Linked DNA regions of Mus musculus: region 1 is linked to region 2. Evidence: chromatin loops called from intact Hi-C (ENCODE). Cell type or tissue: left cerebral cortex. All regions are shown on one strand. Links, peaks and the distances in the headings refer to the core of each region. The heading gives the core; the rest is flanking DNA.

The links. Hi-C counts contacts between places; a loop is a spot of excess contacts. Peaks named below come from ENCODE experiments on the same cell type or tissue, not always from the same donor. Only the 100,000 strongest peaks of a DNase experiment are listed, where the experiment ranks them.
Region 1: a loop joins it to region 2, with 4 times the contacts of the local background. A loop is called at or near these places in 15 of 42 quality-filtered maps.

The regions. Positions count from the first base shown.
Region 1 is chr6:41,769,819-41,781,089 of GRCm38, forward strand. It overlaps Olfr459 (olfactory receptor 459), which reads right to left and starts at 2,479. Exons shown (of 1, transcript NM_146576.1): 1 at 1,535-2,479. The coding sequence starts at 2,479. The coding sequence ends at 1,535. In left cerebral cortex, for the core only: no CTCF peak of the experiment used is centred there; DNase peaks (open chromatin) are centred at 6,101 and 7,045; H3K27ac peaks cover 1,393 bases.
Region 2 is chr6:42,193,155-42,204,425 of GRCm38, forward strand. No RefSeq gene overlaps it. Among named protein-coding and RNA genes, the nearest start is that of Tas2r144, 17 kb to the right of the region's middle. In left cerebral cortex, for the core only: a CTCF peak has its summit at 4,764 (motif pointing left); a DNase peak (open chromatin) is centred at 4,755.

The sequences.
Region 1 (11,271 bases), core at 4,814-7,313, 420 kb before region 2:
CCCTCCCCCAGCCATTCTTTCTCTTGCACATGCCAGCCCTGTGGCTTGATCTTCTGTCTTTCCCAGGTGTTAAAGTCTTTGTGCCAGGGAATGTGCTTGGTGAACCCTCATATGACCACTAACAACCCGGTTACACTATAAAAACTAAAACTAGAAAGAATCCTGTAATCAGCAAAATTATTTTATAAATGTGGGGCAATCCCACACAAATGAGAGGACTGGTTGCTGAAAGACCAAACTTACAGGAAACATTAAAGTTCTTGAGTGTGGAGATAAGGCTTAGTGGGTAAAAGGTTGTCTAACAAGTGAGTGAATAGGTTCATTTGCTAGTACACACACACACACACACACACACACACACACACACACACACACACACTTCAGATATGAAGGATCTACTGATTGATGTCATGTAAATTTCTTCCTTCTAAACTTCTTCTAATACTACTTGAAATCCCATAACTCCCAAGCCCCCAAACCCAAACTCTTGAATTGCCTCTCATTTTAAAAATTCTCCATGGAGAGAAGTCTTTTGCAAGGCCTCAGGAATTTGAAGTCAGAAATCTTAGACTGGAATAAGTTTGAAGAGAAATGGCAGTTTTCAGCAGTTTTCACAGTACTATATTTCTAGAATTTAATTGTTATTTGTTTTTTTTAATACCTGCCTTTAAGAGGATCATTTTATGCAATACTCTGAAGTTTTAGAAAAGAAATCTTCCCTATTTCTATCCACAATTATTCTGGATACTACTAAGAATTTCCAGAGGAAATATTTGCCATGTCACCATTCTAGATTATTTTTGTGGCAATATACAAACAATGCTGTAGTCAATTATGTACCAAGTGAGGAACATTATAATATGATCTACAAATATAAAGAAAACCCAAATGTTTTTTAAATGTAGATGGACACCTTGTCACATAATTGCAAAATAATCTCTAAAATATGGAGAATGTCTTAGCAAATTGATGGACCAAATCGAACACGTTTGTCTTTGTATTCTCTCAATGGTACCTCTTATACGTCAACATTTTTGCCATTACTCCTCTTCTCTAGGAAATACATCTTCAGAGTAATGTGTCTAATAAGATGCTAAGGAAACTGTGTTTTCTTGCTCTGATTCATCCAGCGCTTTCAAGAACATTCTTCCTTGTGCTCACTAGTGTAAAGAATGAAGTCTGTAAGGTTCTAGTTATCATAAGAAGAGATTCATTTAAAGTACCTTGGGGCATGCCTTTAATCCCAGCACTTGGGAGGCAGAGGCAGGCTGATTTCTGAGTTCCAGGCCAGCCTGATCTACAAAGTGAGTTCCAGGACAGCCAGGACTACACAGAGAAACCCTGTCTTGAAAAACCAAAAAATAAATAAATAAATAAATAAATAAATAAAGTACCTTGGGGAGGAACTTGGAAGTATATCTTCCATGACATGGTTGTAATTTGTGCCCAGGATTCAGAGTTTACTACAACTCTAATGGACTAGGGAAATTGAGATTTTCTAGGTCCCGTCACCTAAGAGTGACTGAGAGAAGAGCTAATCCCTGAGGAGCAGACAGCAACGCTTCACTCCATCTCTAAGGGCCTCTTTGACTTTATCATTTCGAAGTGTGAAGATGAAGGGGTTCAGAAAAGGCGTGACCACAGAAACCAGCAGGGAGGCCACTCTGTTGTACTCTGCTGCCTGTGTTTGCTTAGGTTTCACATAGAGGAACAAGCAGGTGCCGTAGCCAATCACAACAAAAGTGAAATGGGAGGCACAGGTGGAGAAGGCTTTCTTCCGGCCAGAAGCTGAGGGGATCTTGAGGATGGTGGAGATGATATAGGTGTAGGAGACAATTGTAGGGATCAAGGATCCAACAATAATGAAAATAGCCATTATGAAAAGAATGAACTCTGTGAGAAAGGTTTCATTACAAGATAATTTGAGCAATTGGCCCCGGTCGCAGTAAAAATGATCTAAGAGATTTGATTTGCAGAAAGTAAACTGGAATGTGGCATAGACTGGCCAGATTTCAGAAAGGAACCCAAACATCCAGGACACCATGACCACCCAGATGCAAGTGCGGCTGTTCATGATGACGCTATACCTCAAAGGATTACAGACAGCCACATAACGGTCCACAGCCATTGCTCCAAGCACTGCAAACTCTGTGGTCCCTAGAGCGAGGTAAAGGAAGAGTTGGGCAATGCATCCATTCAGAGATATTGTCTGCTTTCCAGGGAGCAGAAGCCCCCAAAGCATCAAGGGAACAATTGTAGTTGTAACCAGGATTTCCAGGAGTGAGAGGTTGCCCAGGAAGAAGTACATGGGGGACTGTAGACGTTTATCAACACAGACAATAATGATGATGACCATGTTTCCCAGCAGTGTCACTGAATAGAAGAAAAAGAATATGGCAAAAAGGATGTAGTGTAGCTCTTGGGATCCAGGGAAACCCAGAAGGCAGAATTCAGTTGCACTAGAGAGATTGTCCATCATTTGTGTTTGACTTTTGCTTCCAAGTTGTAGGTCTGCATCAAACAGATCCTTCTGGTCATGGAGTTGCCCTTCTTCCTCCTACGTTAACTGCACCATAAGATATAAAGGCATTCCAAAGAAAAGTTAAACCATAGAACTTTGCATAAGCAGTGTCACACAAAGCCATCCAAAGGCCAACAGAGCAAAGGTCAGGACAGTTTCTAGGGCCAGCATTCTTGCTGTCCACAGATTTTAAAACATCACAGAACATCAGTATCTCCACATGAAAACCCGAGGATGGGGGTAATTTTCCAAAACAGATTCATTCTTTTCTAACTGTGTTTATCCTCAAGAGCTTAGAAATAATGATGGATAATAGCTGACATGGATAAGAGCCCATTCTGATACCTGGATCTCTCTGTTCCTCACTTCTGTGGTCTTAACTGTCATTTTCTCAAATACCCCTTTACAGTCACTGTTCCCCAAACAAGGAAGCATGCTCATTAGTGAACTCTAGTTTTCTTCATAGCACTTACTACCTGATATTACATATCTAATTGCTTATTCCCCTCCTTAATATTAAACTGTATAACTATGAAGGGGACAAGTGGAATAATCCCTGATGTATGGAATTTATATTCAGAGAAAATATATGCACTAAACCACATGCCAGAAAATTAATGGATTGCATAATAATTTGTTCCCCAATTGTATGATATAGACATGATTACTAAGAAATTTAATTTTAGGGGTTGGAGAGATGGCAGGAGTTAAGAGCACTGACTGCTCTTCCAAAGGTTCTGAGTTCAAATCCCAGCAACCACATAGTGGCTCACAACCATCTATAATGAAATATGATGTCCTCTTCTGGGGTGTCTGAAGACAGCTACAGTGTACTTACATATAATAAACAAACAAACAAATAAATAAATCTCTTTTAAAAAGAAATTTTATCTTATTTTTCATTTATGACATTAAAATATACATTCTATGAAAACAAGAACATCTTCAAATCTGTGTTTAAGACTGTCATATACTTTGGTCTTCGTTCCTCTTGAGTTTCATGTGTTTCGCAAATTGTATGTTATATCTTGGGTATTCTAAGTTTCTGGGCTAATATCCGCTTATCAATGAGAACATATCATTTGAGTTCTTTTGTGATTGGGCTACCTCACACTTTGCCCCTTCTTAGAATTGGGAACAAAACACCCATGGAAGGAGTTACAGAGACAATGTTTGGAGCTGAGACAAAAGGATGGACCATCTAGAGACTGCCATATCCAGGGATCCATCCCATAATCAGCCTCCAAACACTGACACCATTGCATACACTAGCAAGATTTTGCTGAAAGGCCCTGTTATAGCTGTCTCTTGTGAGACTATGCCGGGGCCTAGCAAACACAGAAGTGGATGCTCACAGTCAGCTATTGGATGGATCACAGGGCCCCCAATGGAGGAGCTAGAGAAAGTACCCAAGGAGCTAAAGGGAACTGCAACCCTATAGGTGGAACAACAATATGAACTAACCAGTACCCCAGAGCTTGTGTCTCTAGCTGCATATGTATCAAAAAATGGCCTAGTCTGCCATCACTGGAAAGAGAGACCCATTGGTCATGCAAACTTTATAAGCTCCAGTACAGGGGAATGCCAGGGCCAAAAAGTGGGAGTGGGTGGGTAGGGGAGTGGGGGGGAGGGTATGGGGGACTTTTGGGATAGCATTGGAAATTTAAATGAGGAAAATACCTAATAAAAATATTAAAAAGGAAAAAAGTCTGTCATATACAAGTTATACATCTATATACAAAACAAAAACTAAAAACTAAAACTTGAAAAAAAAACAGCCTCAGGAAATTATGACACATCCCTAAGTATACTAGCATACACATAATGAGAGTACCAGAAAAGTAGGAGGATACAGACACAGATAATTATTGCAAACTTCCTAAATTTAGTTACAAACAAAGAAAACATCAGTCTACACATTCACAAAAGTCAATAAACTTCTAGGAAAATAAGTGCAAAGAGAAAGAAAACAACCAAGCAAGCTCATATGTAATGGACACTCAGAAAGATCAACAACTGACTTGTGGTTAGAAATAATTATCTCCAAAAGGTAGTGGATAGAGTGCTACATGCTAAGAGTAATGAGTAAAGAAAATATACATATATACATGTGTACATATATAATACCACAAATATATATATATATATATATATATATATATATATATATATATATATCCACAGGAATAGTGTGGAAATTTTTCAGCTGATGATAGAGGTTAAGTATTATATATCTTGGTCAGGACTAGTTCAGCTATTTCCTCAGTCTACTCACCTTAGTTTCCTCTCCTTTTTCACTTCAACACTGTCCTTCCTCCCTGCCCTTCCTTCAATTGCCCTTTCTATTTCTCTGTGGCTCTTTTACTAATGGAAACTCTCAGAATTCAAGGCTCAAATGGTTGGGAGGGATCAATGTCTGCTTTTCTTTCATAGTTTTTGAGTTAACAGTGGAAAATATAGATAAAGGCAGAACAGGGAGCAGTCCTCTGATTTTTGTTAGGGCAGCCCAGATCTAAAAGGGCATACTGTATGAGGTTGTGTGAAGAACTGTCCAACCTGCTGCCCCTCCCCTAGTCTACACCTCTATTTTTAAAATTTCCATAAGACAGCGAAGTCCCAGACTTTCCACCCCAATTCCCCGAGTTTCTCCTTCACAGAGGCAGAATTTTTACAAAGAACTGACCTCTTTAGAGGGGTTTCATGTTGCTTTTGACATTCTACAGATTTAGCAGAAATGAATTGCTTCCTGGCTAGTGCTGAGCAGTATGATATGCTGGGGCCTCTCCTCATGGCGAAAAGGGTGGGGGATCTATACCGGAGCTTTGGAAGAAGTCTAGCAATGAACATGTACCGACTTGAGGATTTGTCCTTCTCCTCCCTCCCCTCCGCTCCTTTTCTCCTTCCCAAAGGAACTAAAGTCACCGAGGTATGTGTTCTTAATTAACCCAAGTTCTGAGAGGTCTCTCAGCAAGCTATCTGGGGAGATCAGGGAAAAAAGTTTCAGTTTTCTTCATTTTTGGCCAATTAAGTTGCAGAACTTTTCCAAGTCTGTTAGTGGGGAAACTGAAATCTTGTTGATCGGGGACTTCCTAATCGAAGGGTGCTTTCCCACAATGCCCCAAGGCCTGTTGCCTGGACTGTGTCAGACTCCAAAAACCTCATCTTCTCAGTTCATTATCTTAGGCTCTTCCCATGCTTCTAAGTTATTCAGAACTGGATTAAGTTCCATCCTCTCAGAGACACCATAATTCTCCTGGAAAACGTGCAGTGATATTTTTTAATGCCTGCATCTCAAGCACAGTGAAAGCCTTAAGTAGACCTTAACATTTTCTTGAAGCCTGACACATTAACCATCTGTGTTACAGTGGGTCTCACAGCTGGCACTGACCGTGACCCTGCAGAATGCTGTGGAGAAGTTCTACCCGCAACTCGAATCACACTCTATAGAAGGTCTTGGATTTTCCCTCTTCTAAATATATATGCATCTGCATGTGTTCCAGCAAGGTTCTTGCCACTCTTTTTCTTGTCCTACGGTTGTGGTGCTGAGTCCCAGCTGGACCACTTCCAAGTAGGGAGAGCCGAGGAAGCTTCTGGAGACAGCTATGCTCACAACCTGGAAGAACTGACAAAATGCAAATCAGAAATCTGTTTGGTGCTGGAGAGAGCAGAATATGTGTGCATTATAAAACATTTGTCTGCGTTTAGGTTCTCATTTTAAGTATGCCTATTCATTCTGAAATGTCAATTGGCACCTAAGGGGATAAATTGGGAATAATTTTCCTTCCTGTGTGTGTTTTTTTTTAAATTGCTAAAGCCCAGCTTGTCATGTAATTTTAGAGGGATTTCTAACTATGGATCCTCAGAGTCCTTTAAAGAGAGCGCTATGAAAATCTGTTGTGCAACCTTTCCTATCTCAGTTAACAACATGTAAAATATATAACTCCATAAAACCGTGCATCATCACACCTTTTCTCTTACATGCTACTCAATAAGGTTGATGTTTTATTTTTTATTTTTGGCAAACATTTTGTTAATCAGTTTCTGTGTTTTTCCATGCTCATTGTTTTAAAAAAAATACCATAAGTACTCTTAAGTCTTTATAAATAAACAAGCAATTATTTTTTTTCTAGAATAAATTTCTACAGTTGGAATTTTTAGGTCAAGCTGTAGAAAAATTGAAACTTTTGTTTTCATCTGGCACAAAATTACATTCTAGCAAGTTTAAATTTACTTCCTTATATAACTGATCCATTATGAAATAGAGGTATAATTTAATTTTTATTTTAATTATGAATTTTAGAGAACAAATTAAAATATGTTAGAAAAGAAACCCAGTTGATGCACCTGATAAAATGAAAAAAAATCTTCTGAACAATAAAACTACCTACTGATTCAAAAATAAATGTAACTGAATATCCCTATGTATGTTAAACAAATGAAATTCATAGCTAAAAACTTCCTACACAGAGAACTGTAGATCCAGATGGCTTGTCTGATATATCCTATCAAATATTTAAAGAAAAATGCAAATCTTATATGTCTAGTCTTCTAGTGAGTTGAGAAGCAAGCACTGTCCAATTAATTTCATTAGGTCAGGTTGACCTCTACACCAAAGACTTTACAGGAAAATAAGTCAACTTAGCAATAGTGTCGAGAACATAGAACATGGATAGTTCTCAATTCCATACTAAGCAAGGAGAATCCATAATTAAAATGTTGTCATTTAATTCTAGAAATGAAAAGTTTACTTAATATGAGATAAATCATTAATTTGGAATGTTAATAAAATCAAAGAAGAAAATTAACAACCACCCCTAAAAGGTCAGGAAGGACATGGGAAGTAAGTCAGCACTTACTGGTTCAGAACTTTGAGCAAATTAGAAACCAAACAAAACTTCCTTAAACTGAAAAATGAAATCTATGAAAAAATCTAATACTAAATATTATCAAATTTATTGAGGAGAAACTTAATACTGTCTTTCTAACATGGGAACTGAGGTAAATATAACTATTCTGATGAGTTCTATCTAACAACAGATTAGAAGTTTTAGCTAATTCATAAAAAAAGACTAAATAAAAACCTTCAGTTAGTAAATAAAAATAACATTATATATTTATAAATGGGATAGTCTTGCAATTTGAGATCCATAAATCCATTAAATTAATAGGTATAATCATCAGTAACAGAAAGAAAAGATAGATGTGTAAAAATTTATAGATGTACAGAAAACCTAAATACCCCATCAATCCATTATAAATGAAAAAAATATCAAAACATGAAGAAAATGAAGACACACATTTAACAAGCTATATACAAGACATATATTTAAAATTATAAAATCTTGCTGAGACAAATGAGAACTAAATAGATAGTCAAACATTCTATTGTCATACATTAGAAGACTCAATTATGCTAGAATATCTATTCTTCTCGAATTAGTATATAAAGTTACTGCAAGGCTCACTCAGAACCTTATAAGGCTGTTTATCATACTTAAAATATGTCTCAAAAATAGTATGGAATGTAAAGAACCTACAGTAGTTAGAATAATCATGAAGAAGAACAAGACAGAGATGTATGATATGTAAATTTAATACAATAAAGCTACAGTATAAAGACAAAAGGATTTTGACACAATATTGTGCGAGTGAAAGGAAATACTGATCAATGAGACTCAGATTTAAACACTTGAATTGACTGTAAGCATACTATTGATAAATAGGATGGGCAACTGAAATTCTCATATATTCCTTAGTGGAATGTGCAATGGATACAAAGAATATCTAAATACATGCATCTAATATACACCTATTATGTTACTCTTAGATCTTTTCCAAAGGTAAATGAAAACACAAATCCCATGAAAAACACTTTTAGGAATGGTGATGGCAGTTCAGTCCACAAGGAACTGTAGTGATTCAAATGGTAACAAGTTAATAGCCAAATAAGCTGTGGTATATTCGTGTAGAGAAAGGCTATTAGACAATTAAAAGAAATGCAATATTGACAGAAGCATTATCACGAGTCATGGTGAGTAGGAAAGAGGTTATATTAAGCCAAAGACTAAATATGTTAATAAGCTCAAAAATAAAAGTAAAAGTATTAAAACCCAAATGATTAGCCAGGGATAAAAAATAAATTGGAAAGGGCACAAAGGAAAATTTTCCATGCTGATCATGTCATACAACTTGGCTGTGGTGTAAACAACGCATGTGCAGAAATATGAAAAATAAATTATTGCAACTTGAATTGAAAGTATTACTATCTAGTGTAAAAAATTTAGCCTGCATTAAATTGAAAACATTTGAAAAATAAACACAACTGTATAGCAAAGGATGTATCTTTGTGGAATGATGGGGAAAGACATGAGATAGATGCAAGAATGAAGACAACATTGATGTGGATTCTAAAGCAGTTAGAAAAAGAGAAGTATTCATTCCTTTTTTTTAAATTTTAGTATATGTTGTGTGTGTGTGTGTGTGTGTGTGTCTAGTATGTGTGTGCTCACCCATGAAAGCCAGAGGTTGACGTCAGGATGCCTTTTCTTAATTTCCCTTCACCTAATATTAAGACAGGATATCTCACTGCAACTAGAGTTTGCCATTTTATTTTAGCTAGAATGGCTGGTCAGCAAGTCTCTGGAATCCACGTGTCTCTGCCTCTATGCACTCGGATCACAGGTCTGTGGCTCTACACTCAGACCCATCTCTTCTGTGAGTGCTGGAGATCTTAACTGAGCACCTCATGCTTTGACAACAAGCACTTTACTCATTGAGATATCTCTCTGGCTTCTACATATAGGTGAGATCAATTGTCTTGCTTGATCAGAAGCTTTCTCACTCTCTCTAAGTTAAAGCCCAGTTCCTATAAAGCCCCATGTGACTTGTAGAAACACTTTTCTCTAATGTAATGTAGTACCATTCCTATTCTACTCAACCTCATCCATAACCCCAGACACTGGTCCACCTCCTACAAGGGCTTTAGCACACATTGTTCCTTTGCCCATTCACAAAATTCACATAGTGAAATCAGATATCAACAAACCATCACTTTTGCAAATGTCCCCTCTAACCTCCACAAGCATATCTAAAGGCGATCACATGTGCTTTCTACCTGTTCTTAGAATGGAGGCTATACCCTATTTATAATAGCCAGAAGCTGGAAAGAACCCAGATGTCCCTCAACAGAGGAATGGATACAGAAAATGTGGTATATTTACACTCAGCTATTAAAAACAATGAATTTATGAAATTCCTAGGCAAAGGGATGTATCTGGAGGATATCATCCTGAGTGAGGTAACTCAATCACAAAAGAAGTCACTTGATATGCACTCACTGATAAGTGGATATTAGCCCAGAAACCTAGAATACCCAAGATACAATTTCCAAAACACAAGAAAACCAAGGAGAAGGAAGACCAACGTGTGGGTACTTCATTTCTCCCTAGATTAGGGAATAAAATACCCATGGAAGGAGCTGCAGAGACAAAGTTTGGAGCTAAGATGAAAGGATGGACCATCCAGAGACTGCCTCACCCAGGGGTCCATCCCATAATCAGTCAGCAAACCCAGACACAATTGTATATGCCAGCAAGATTTTGCTGAAAGGACCCTGATATAGCTGTTTCTTGTGAGGCTATGCGAGTGCCTGGCAAATACAGAAGTGGATGCTCACAGTCATCTATAGGATGGAACACAGGGCCCCCAATGGAGGAGCTAGAGAAAGTATCCAAGGAGCTGAAGGGGTCTGCAACCCTGTAGGTGGAACAACAATATGAACTAATCAGTATCCCCAGAGCTCATGTCTCTAGCTGCATATGTAGCAGAAGATGGCCTAGTTGACCATCACTAGGAAGAGAGGCCCCTTGGTCTTGCAAATTTTATATGCCCCAGTATAGGGGAATGCCAAGGCCAAGAAGTGGGTGTGAGTGGGTAGGGGAGCAGGGCAGGGGGAGGCTATAGGAGACTTTTGAGATAGCATTTGAAATGTAAATGAAGAAAATATCTAATAAAAATAATAAAAAAATGGAGGCTATAGTACATTGATATGACTCTGTACAGGACTAAAATATTCTGATTTTAGTCTTTAAAAGTAAATACACCTGTATATATAACAAAGAATGTATCTCATTTTTGTGGAATGATGGGAAGAGACATGAGGCAAAGGCAAGAAGAAATGAAGACAACATTGATGTGAGTTGTAAAGCAGTTAGAGAAAGAGGGGTATACCTACCTTCCTTCCTCCCTCCCTTCCTTCCTCCCTCCCTCCCTCCCTCCCTCCCTCCCTCCCTTCCTTCCTTCCTCCCTTCCTTCCTTCTTTTTGTATGTATTGTGTGACACAGGATGTGATTGTTTGCATATATATATATATATATATATATATATATATATATATATATATATATATATATATCACCTAGGGAGTGGCACTATTAGGAGGTGTGGCATAATTGGAGTAGTTGTGTCACTGTGGCATGAGCTTAAGACACTCACCCTAGCTGCCTGGAAGCCAGTATTCTGCTAGCAGCCTTCAGATGAAGATGGAGACCTCTCAGCTCCTGCACCATGCCTGTCTGGACACTGCCATGTTTCTGCCTTGATGACAATAGCCTGAACCTCTAAACATATAAGCCAGCTCCAATTAAATGTTGTCCTTTATAAGACTTCCATGTTCATGGTGTCTGTTCATAGCAGTAAAATTTTAACTAAGACACAGGACTAAAATATTCTTTCTCTCAGCCCACAACTAA
Region 2 (11,271 bases), core at 3,736-6,235:
AAGCCCATGCCGACAGTAGCACACCTACTGCATCAAGGCCACAGCTCCAAATAGTGTCACTCCCTGGGCCAAGCATATACAAACTATGACAACATGTAATTAGAGAGAGAGAGAGAAGGAGAGAGAGAGAGAGAGAGAGAGAGAGAGATGGATATTGAGTGTTAAAAGATCAACTGGAGGGTGCTGGAGAGATGGCTCAGTGGTTAAGAGCACTGACTGTTCTTTTCAATTCCAAGCAATGACATGGTACTTCACAACCATTTGTAATGGGATCTGATGTCCTCTTCTGGTGTGTCTGAAGATGCTACAGTGTATTCATATAAATTAGATAAGTCTTTAGAGAAAAAAAAAGGATCGACTAGAGATAAAGATTGAGCGGGAAAGTCCCACTAGTTAGCATGTTGCTCTCCTCTTATCACAAAACCCTTTTGAAGAATCTTCTTGTTTTGGTGGTGAGTGACAACTGTAGGATCATTTCTTTAGTTACATGTCTACCTACCAACTATGATTTCCACTCAGAAAACTCAGTACATGTTCAAGATCCATAATTAGCAAACTGTTGCATTCATCCCCTCTTGGACAGTGGAGATTTCCCTGTTAGCTTTCAGGAAAACATGGAGAAACAAAATTTCCATTCAAAGCATCTTTCATAGAAATAAATAGAACTGGGGTAGGAAGGACACACTCTGGTGCATATACCAGAGAAAGGGCATGCTCAGAAGGCAAGAGAGAAGGAGGCAGCTAATGTGCTTTATCCAGTCTTTACTTGAGTAAATACCAAGTGTTGCTTTTTCTTCACCAGTATGAGATTTTATAATGCCAACACCAGAAACTATTATGATGCATCCATTTAATCTAGACAAAAGAACCTGTATCTTTCTTCCTCTAACACTTCACCCTATTTTTCTTCATTTTTTTTTTGTCAGAAACTACTATGTTCTTTGACAAAGTGGTTGCATCACTAACTTCCACCAGCAGTGGATAACAATTCCCATTTCTAAATATTGCCACCAACACTTGGCATCACCTTGTCATTTTACCACCCTAAGGTAATAGCAGTGCCTAGAAAACAGCACCTTTTGTGTGTGTTTTAATGTACATTTCCCAATGGCTAGGGAGACATTTCTATATTGTTTTCTTACTATTTCTCCATCTTTTTGGAAAAATATCCAAATTCTTTGCTCATTTTTAATTGAGTTTTTCTTATTATTCATTAGTATGACCTTTAACATAATATATTTATATAATAACTTATTATATAAATGGTTTGCAAATATTTTCTTCCATTTTGTGGACTATCCTTTCATTTCATGCCCTTTGGAACATAAAAAAAAAAATTTAAATAGAGTTTAACTTATTTTTCTTTAATTATTTGTGTTTTAGGTTTCATCTCCAAGATGTATGCCTATTTCTTCTTATATCTCAGTCTTCAATCTGTTTCTGTTAACTTTTCATGAAAAAAAGACTTGACATAGATATTTTATTTTTTCCATCATCATTTATGAACACTATTCCTTCTCCCATTACATAGCTGCTACACAGTTGTAGAAAAATCAATACTTTGATTGACATGAGTTGCCAACTGTAATTACTTATCTCTTGTTTACCTAACATGTCTTCTTCCCAAAGTCCCTAGTTCCTCTCCCTCCCACCCTGTCCCCATATTCACAAAAAGTAAATGGTTCTTTTTTGGAAAATAGTTACATCTCATTTACTATTTATTTCCATCAAAATAATGGTTATTCACTGCCTTTTCATGTTATGAAGGAGACTTGAACTTTGTGGAAAAATAATAGTCATTGTGTACAACTCTACCTAAGTACAGATAACTACCTGAATGAAATATGTAACTAATTCCTGGATAAATAAAAGGAGCCTAAAAGGCAAGTAACTAGCCATTGGTAAAGAAGCAGCAGAGAATTTTAATAGACCAAAGACAAATATGAAAACCCCAGTCAAAACTTACCCATTGACATACAAAAATTATTTCAATGGGTTATGAACTTAGGTGATTCTCTTCTTAGTTTTTTCACCCTATACAGAAGGCTCTAGTGCTATACCTGTTCAGAGACAACTATTCTATTGTTGTGTTTCCTATTTTCTCTAGAAATAAAAATTGTACTTGCTTGAAAGTATTACACTTATGAAATTGGAGATGTTATTACTGTTCAAAAATAAATATAACTATTCTGTTTTAAAAGATAATACTTTGAAGGCCTGAAAAGTATTGGAATGCCTCTGGCTCTAAGATCAACTATTGAGAAATGGGATTTCACATAACTGAAAAGCTTCTGTAAGGTAAAGGACAGTGTCAATAGGACAAACAGCAATATACAGATTGGGGAAAAAAACTTTACCAACCCTACATCCAATAAATAACTAATATCCAATATATACAAAAAACTCAATAAGTTAGACTCCAGAGAAACAAATAACTCTATTAAAAATGGGGTACAAAGCTAAATAAAGAATTATCAACTGAGGAATCTCAAATAGCAAAGAATCACCTAAAGAAATGTTCAATATCCTTAGTCATCAGAGAAATGGAAATCAAAACAACCCTGAGATTCCACCTCACACTAATCAGAACAGCTAAGATGAGAAATTCAGGTGACAGCAAATGATGGTGAGGATGTGGAGAAAGAGGAATACTCCTCCACTACTGGTGAGATTGCAGGCTACTATAGTCATTCTGGAAATCAAGCTGGAAGTTCCTCAGAAAATTGGAAGTAGTTCTACCTGAAGACTCAATTATACCACTCCTGGACATGTACCCAAAACATGCTCCAATGTATAACAAGGACACATGCCCCACTGTGTTCACAGCAGCCTTATTTAAAATAGCCAGAAGCTGGAAACAACCCAGATGTCCCTCAATAGAAGAATAGATGCAAGAAATGTGGTACATTTACACAGTGGAGTACTATTCAGCTATTAAAAACAATGATTTCATGAAATTCACAGGCAAATGAATGGACTAGAAAATATCATCTTGGGTAAGGTAACCCAGTCACAAAAGAACACACATGGTTTATACTCACTGATAAGTGTCTATTAGCCCAAAAGCTCAGAATACCCACGATACAACTCGCAGACCATATGAAGCTTAAGAAGGAATACCAAAGTGTGGATGCTTCAATCCTACTTAGAAGGAGGAACGAAATAATCAAAGAAGGTAGAGGGAGGGAGGAACCTGTGCGGGAGAGAGGGGGGGGGAGAGGAAAATCAGGGCAGGATAAGGTACGGGAAGAGATAGGAGAGCCGTCCAGAGGGTCAGAAAATTGAACAAAAATAGGTATCAGTGGAGGATGGGGAACTAGGGGTAGCCACTAGAAAGTATCAGTGGAGGATGGGGAACTAGGGGTAGCCACTAGAAAGTCCCAAATGCCAGAGAAGCAAGAGATTCCCGGGACCCAACGTAGATGGCATTAGCCAAAATATCCAACAAAGGGGAGATAGAACCTAGAGGCCATCTCCAGTAGATAGGAAGTAAAGGGATGGGACTACCCACCCATCTCAAAAATTTTAACCCATAACTGTTTCTATCTAAAGGAAAAACAGGGACAAAAAATGGAGCAGAGACTGAAGGAAAGGCCATCCAGAGACCACCCCATCTAGGGATCAATCCATATGCAGTCACTATTGCTGATACCAAGAAGTACTTGCTGGCAGGAGCCTGATATAGCTGTCCCTGAAAGGTTCTGCCAGCACTTGACCAATACAGATGCAGATACTCACATCCAACCTTGGGACTGAGCCTAAGGACCCCAATGGAGTTTAGGGACGGACTGAAGGAGCTGAAGGGGATTGCAACCCCATAGGAAGAACATCAACTAACTAGACCACCCAAAGCTCCCAGAGACTAAACCACCAATCAAAGAGTACACATGGAGGGACCCATGACTCCAACTACATATGCAGCAGAGGATTGCCTTATCTGGCATAGGTGGGAGGGGAGGCCCTTAGTCCCATGGAGGCTTGATACCCAAGTGTAAGGGAATGCTAGACTGGTGAGGTGGGAATTGGTTGGTGGATGGGGGAGCACCCTCCTAGAGGCAAAAGAGAGGAGGGATGCAATGGGAGGTTGCAGAGGGGAAGCCAGGAAGGAGGACATTTGAAATGTAAACAAATAAAATAATAATTAAAAAAGATGATACTTGATGAAAATATATAATCCTGACCATGATAACAAAATTTAAGAACTCTCCCTAAACCCTGACATAGCTCTCTCTTGTGAGTCTATGCCAATGCCTGGCAAATACAGAAGTGGATGCTCACAGTCATCTATTAGATGGAACACAGGGCCCCTAATGTAGGAGCTAGAGAGAGTACCCAAGGAGCTAAAGGGGTCTGCAACCCTATAGGAGGAACAACGATATGAACTAACCAGTATCCCCCAGAGCTGTGTCTCTAGTTGCATATGTAGCAGAGGATGGCTTAGTCAGCCATCAATGGGAGGAGAGGCCCTTGGTATTGTGAAGATCATATGCCCCAGTACAGGGGAATGCCAGGGCCAGGAAGCAGGAGTGAGTGGGTTGGGGAGCAGGATGGAGGAAGGATATAGGGGGCTTTGGGGATAGCATTTGAAATGTAAATGAAGAAAATATCTAATAAAAAAAAAACTCTCCCTAAAAGGTAGATTGATAAAACTCCTAGCCAACTGCCTAAAATAGAGGTTTCCCTCAAGAGGCTCTCACTTAGAAAGACCGTGATTGCTCACCAGTGGATGAACTAAGGAATTGCTCCACTTACAGAAAGCTTCATTCATCAGCTCCATCTCGTGGTGAAAAGTGCTAAGTATTTACATAACTCCTTGAAGGTGCCAGACTTGCATTGACGAGGTCACTTAAGACTTCTGAATCTGCAGAAAACAAAGACATGGAGATCTATGGGTGATATAGGAAAATTCAAACTAGCTACCTGGAAAATAACCACTTCAGCTTGCCAAAGACCATGTAAGTATGTACATACAACAATGGTCATAATTTCAGTATATATAGAACACTAAAAGTGGAAATATTTGGCTTTTAACATTTCTCTCATAGTTAATTGCCTTTTGTTTTTGAATCTGAATTTTTTTTTAATTTCCATCGATGCCATCAATGCATTGCAACATAAACTCAGAATTCAGTCTTGGTTACAAACTATTCACCAAGGCCAATATCTAGCTCTATGTATTTTAACAAAGAAAAAGAACTATTCACAAAGCTAATTATTGGGCCTTAATTTTAAGCATTTATTTAGAGAGGCTACCTAGCCTCACTCCTAGCTGAGGAGTTACTGCTGCAGGGGGTAGGGGGCTACTTTTTCTTTTAGATTATGGCCACTGATACATTGTCCATGCTCGAGTGGCTAGCCCCAAACCTATGCACATATTGTCAGCACTAACCAGTCTCAAAGGAAAATAAACAAACAAATCTGAATTTGGGAAGAAATAATGTTAGATGGGCCCAAGGGAGTTGGAGACTGCAAGTTAAATACAATCAAAAATATGTGGTATGTAAACATGTTTCAGATGAGTGATTTAAAACATTATTTAAAAAGAAATATTTCTCCATTGATTAACTTATTTATTCACTTTACATCCCAATCACAACACCCCAGCTCCTTCCAGTTCCCCTTCTCATGGCCCCTCCTCCATCTCTCTCTTCATCTCTGAGAAGAGGGAGGTACCAACCCACCATGACACATCAAGTCACTACAGGACAAAGCACAACCTCTCCCATTGTGGAAAAATACCTGAGAAATCCAACTTAAGAAAGGAAAGCTTTATTTCATCCTTGATATGAGGGAAATACAGTCCACAAAAGCAGGAAAGACAGTAGGGACATGGGAGACTGGTCACAGTAGATGCACAGTCAGAAGCAGAAAGAGCAAATGTTGGTACTCATCTGTCTTTCACTTCTTTGTTCATTCTAAAACCTCCCCCTATCGAATAGAACTTCCTACAGTTAATGTGAGTCTTCACACCTCAATTAATCCAATCTAGAAACTCCCTTACAAGCATGCCTAAATGTTTGCTTCCAAAAATTCTAGATCTTGTCAATTGAATGATCAGCATTAACCATCACAACTTTCCAAAGTGAATCTTTCCACACTTGTTAAAACATTTGCAGGACTTTAGCCTTCAGTCATCACTGCGTTAATTTTCCCATCATCTATTACACCAGGGATCAACCGAGAATGCCTCCACAAATCTGAACTCAATAAATCTTTTGGAGAAGTTATTTTCAGACTATCACAGGTTTTATCATGCCCTCAATAGCATTCCTAATAACTCATACGCAGAAAAGGACAAAGAAACAAAATGCCAGATGCATCTCCACATAGTGTGTTATAACCACTGTGGTTGACTTTCAGGGAAACATTCACAGGGTTTTCCCTCTCAAAAGACCAATTGTATGATAAAAATCTTTACTGCTAAGCATAAGCACATTTTCTCCCTCAGATGATGTAAGATTACTTCTCTCAGCAGACCAACAACAGTCCCTCTGTTCTGCTGTGACAGAGCCTCCTGCCTTATGTGAACTGACTGGACCATGTACTATGTATCTAACTGCCAACTCTGTGTCTTCAGTTTGGACAGGAGACTGAGAGCAAGTGGTGAGCAAAGTCTGTGGCATCTTCCATTTTTAACTTGTAGCAAAAAGCAATGCCTGTTGAATAATGCAAATGAGCATATGCAATGCCTGTGTCCTTATATAACTTGTCACATAAAACTCCCGCTTCATTACAAGTCCAGTATTAACTCCATACATCCCAGAAATCATAAAGGCACGCAAATTTATATTCACCTGTTCAAAAGTTTCCACTAAAGTACTTCCCAATGTTGTGTCTGTCATGAGCACACTGTCCAAAATATTTCCAGTCATAAAAATTTGCAACCCATGGTGAAGAAATAAAGCTAATTATTATATTAATGTGTTTTAAGTATGCTCGTGGACAGTATGAAAAAACAAACATTTTACATAATTTATCTTTCAATTTCTTAGCCATATTTAAATAACATGACTTCCCGCAATGTCATTTAGCATGTTAACAACAGTGTTTCTGGTCATATGCATATTTGCTCGTATTAATAACTTTATAGAGCACACAATTTCCACTACATTCAATAGGCATTTCCACAACTTGCTATCTGTGATGAATTTCATGCTTCAGGAAGATATTTCAGTTAGACACATAACTGCTTAGTTTATAAACAATAAAGATAAAAATCTATTCACATTTCAATAGTCTTCTCCACTCACTAGATTTGGATTGCACATTTTTTTGTCTCTTGTCTTTGTTTCTGTAGTAGTTTGTTTCATAATGGCTGCTATACTATTTTCTTTCATTATGTCTTTTGTCAAATATGCACATAAAAATATTCATTAATGAACAAAGTGGAACATATGCCCCTCTAGAGTCTACTTTTCTTTCTCTACTTTTTATAGAAATATATGTCTAGGAATTACACTTCTTTCTAACACTGTATTGTGGATGTAATTCCACAAACCAAAAACTTTGTTTTGTAAAATATTATAATTATTTCCTATACCTCTGCCACTTAATTGTATTTCCTTATACCTGATAGAAGAATACATCTTTCTTAGTCTTCTCCAAAAATTCACTGAGTCATTGCTACAAACAAAAAGAGTGTACTGGGTGCCATTGTTCCTGTTATCATTGTTCCTATAGGCCATGTGATAAAATCAAAAGTAGAGACCCTTAATGAATGATGAGTCCTAACATATCTCCATCATCTCCAATTCCCTACTAAAACAAAATAGAATTTAAAAGGCCAGCATTCATTTATTCTCCAGAATAAATATTCAGAATCCATTAAGATTGGATGGTGACATGGATGTTTTTCATGAGTTCTTTGGGAAATTCAGGCAATTCCAATGCATAGACAGACCTGAGGAAGACAGGTCAAAAGAAAGCAGCCAAGGACTAAAGCTAAATGCTCTATAAGGTAAATCTACTTACACAAAAATTACAGTTATAGTCAGCAAACCGAGGTCTGCTCCAAAGACACCAGAAGAACTCGAAAACAAGCTATCATCGCATGACAGTCAACACAGGGATGCCTGACATTAAGAAAGGTTGGATGACCAGATGGTGATGACCAAGAAAGCAGCAATCCCAGGAAAGCTAGAGGGAAAGAGCAGCCAGTGAAATAAAGAGACACTGTCTCCTGTCTCCTACACCAGCTGGGACTTGAAGAGGAAAAGATGAATGTTTCAGAGCCTATGCCCAGCCAATCCAGCCAGCCAGGGTCTTAGCTACAACTAAGTAATAGAAAGGTAGAAGATAAAATTTAGACAAATATGAAAATAAACTGAACTGTTAATATGTTTAATCATAAAATATAAACACTGATCAATATATCACTGTGGATAACAAAGGGGGTATTAAGCCCATTAGGCTGACCTCCTGTCAGGTTAATTCCCCTTATGTGAGTTGACATGACCCCATAAGGAAATTATATTTTAATGTTTGCTTGGTCGTGCAATCTGTATTGTGCATGTCCTTACTGAATTTTGCCAGGATTTATCCTTCCTGTTCTCTCTGGGATAAAATCCATGCTCCTCGGGTGTCACACTCAGATGGCATGGGAGAGAGGAATGGAATTTAACCCATGGCTTTACATTGACCTTAACTGAATGGTTGACCTTTTATCAGAACTACTTATTAAATCTCCCAGATATAACTACTCACTCTCTTTGGAAATCCACCAATTTCTTCAGTGGATTTCTAACTCTTGCTGTGAATGTCATGAGAGTCTAGCAGCTCTTATAAGAGGTGGATTCAAATTCTGTTTTGCAGCTCTGCCTGCCTTTGACACTCCCGTGAAACATTAAGGAGAGGACCAGGACACAGGTCTTCTTATCATAGATCTCCTCCCTTTCTCCTCCTTTCGTTCTTGCCTCTCCAAGTTGACAAAACATTTTCTATCTCTATGTGCTGGTGGAGAGAAAAGTATTTTCCCTAACTAAATATTCTTCCAATCCTGACAAAATTTTTCAACCTAATGGCCATGGTTCACTGTAGGATCTTCACTGAAGTACAGATTCTCCTATCTCGGTCTATTATATGCTATCATAATAGAATGCCAAAAATAGGGCAATTTATTAAAATTCAAAATTTATTTCTTAAAGATCTGGAATCTGAGAACTATAAGGCTAGGTATTTTTAATCTGGCAAAGACCATCTTACTGCATCCTTCTATAGAAGAAGGTGGAAAAAAAAAAAAACAATGAGCAAGAAATGACTGAGCTGAAAATTGAACATAGTACTACCTGAGGACCCAGCAATACCACTCCTGGGCATATACCCAGAATATGCTCCAACATGTAATAAGAACACATGCTCCATTATGTTCATAGGCGCCTTATTTATAGTAGCCAGAAGCTGGAAAGAACCCAAATGTTCCTCAACAGAGGAATGGATACAGAAAATGTGGTACATTTACACATTGGAGTACTACTCAGCTATTAACAACATTGAATTAATGAAATTCTTAGGCAAATGAATGGATCTGGAGGATATCATCCTGAGTGAGGTAACCCAATCACAAAAGAACTCACATGATATGCACTCACTTATAAGTGGATATTAGTCCAGAAGTTTGGAATACCTAAGATACAATTCAAAAACCACATGGGACTCAAGACAAAAGAAGACCAAAGTTTAGATACTTTGATCTCTCTTAGAAGGGGGAACAAAATACCCATGGACAGAAAATTTACAGAGACAAAGAGTGGAGCAGAGACTGAAGGAATGATCATGGAAAGACTGCCCCACCCGGGGATCCATCCCACATACAATCACCAAATCCATCTATTGTGGATGCCAACAAGAGCCTGCTGACAGGAGCCTGATATAGCTGTGTCCTGAGAGGCTCTGCCAGTGCCTGACTAATACAGAAGTGGATGCTCAGAGTCATCTATTGGATGGAACACAGGGCCCCTAATAAAGGACCCAAGGAGCTGAAGGGGTTTCCCCATAGGATGAACAACAATATGAACTAACCAGTACTCCCAGAGCTCCAAGGGGCTAAACCACCAACCAAAGAGTAGACATGGTGGGACTCATGGCTCCAGATATATATGTAGCAGAGAATGGCCTAGTCAGTCATCAATGGGAGAAGAGGCCCTTGGTGCTGTGAAGGTTCTATGCCCCAATATAGGGGAATGCCAGGTCCAGGAAATGAAAGTGGATGGATTGGTGAGCAGGAGGGCAGGAGGGGATAGGGGGTTTTCAAATGTGAAATCAGGAAAGGAAATAACATTTGAAATGTAAATAAAAAAATATATCTAATAAAAAAATTACTTAGCTCACTTCTATAATAAACACACTGCTGAAGTAATGTTAATCTACTTGTGAAGGCAGAACTCCTATGACAATCACTTCTTTTTTTTTTTTTCCATTTTTTATTAGGTATTTAACTCATTTACATTTCCAATGCTATACCAAAAGTCCCCCATATCCACCCACCCCCACTCCCCTGCCCACCCACTCCCCCTTTTTGGCCCTGGTATTCCCCTGTACTGGGGCATATAAAGTTTGCAAGTCCAATGGGCCTCTCTTTCCAGTGATGGCCGACTAGGCCATCTTTTGATATATATGCAGCTAGAGTCAAGAGCTCCGGGGTACTGGTTAGCTCATAATGTTGTTCCACCTATAGGGTTGCAGAACCCTTTAGCTCCTTGGCTACTTTCTCTAGCTCCTCCATTGGGAGCCCTATGATCCATCCATTAGCTGACTGTGAGCATCCACTTCTGTGTTTGCTGGGCCCCGGCATAGTCTCACAAGAGACAGCTACATCTGCTTCCTTTCAATAAAATCTTGCTAGTGTATGCAATGGTGTCAGCGTTTGGATGCTGATTATGGGGTGGATCCCTGGCTATGGCAGTCTCTACATGGTCCATCCTTTCATCTCAGCTCCAAACTCCGTCTCTGTAACTCCTTCCATGGGTGTTTTGTTCCCAAATCTAAGGAGGGGCATAGTGTCCACACTTCAGTCTTCATTCTCCTTGAGTTTCATGTGTTTAGCAAGACAATCACTTCTTAAAGGACCCTCTCACATGTTCTGCCTTAGATGAGGTGACTATATCACATAAGCTCAGAAAACATCTTGGAAGAGGGGAATGGGAAGATTCTAAGAGTCAGCGGCTGGAAAGGCATGCTGGGAAACAGTATCTTCTAGTCAAGTTAGCATCATGGCCCTTAAATTTTCATGGAATCTGTGGTATGTGCCAAAGAGTAGTTCACTTAAAATTCCAG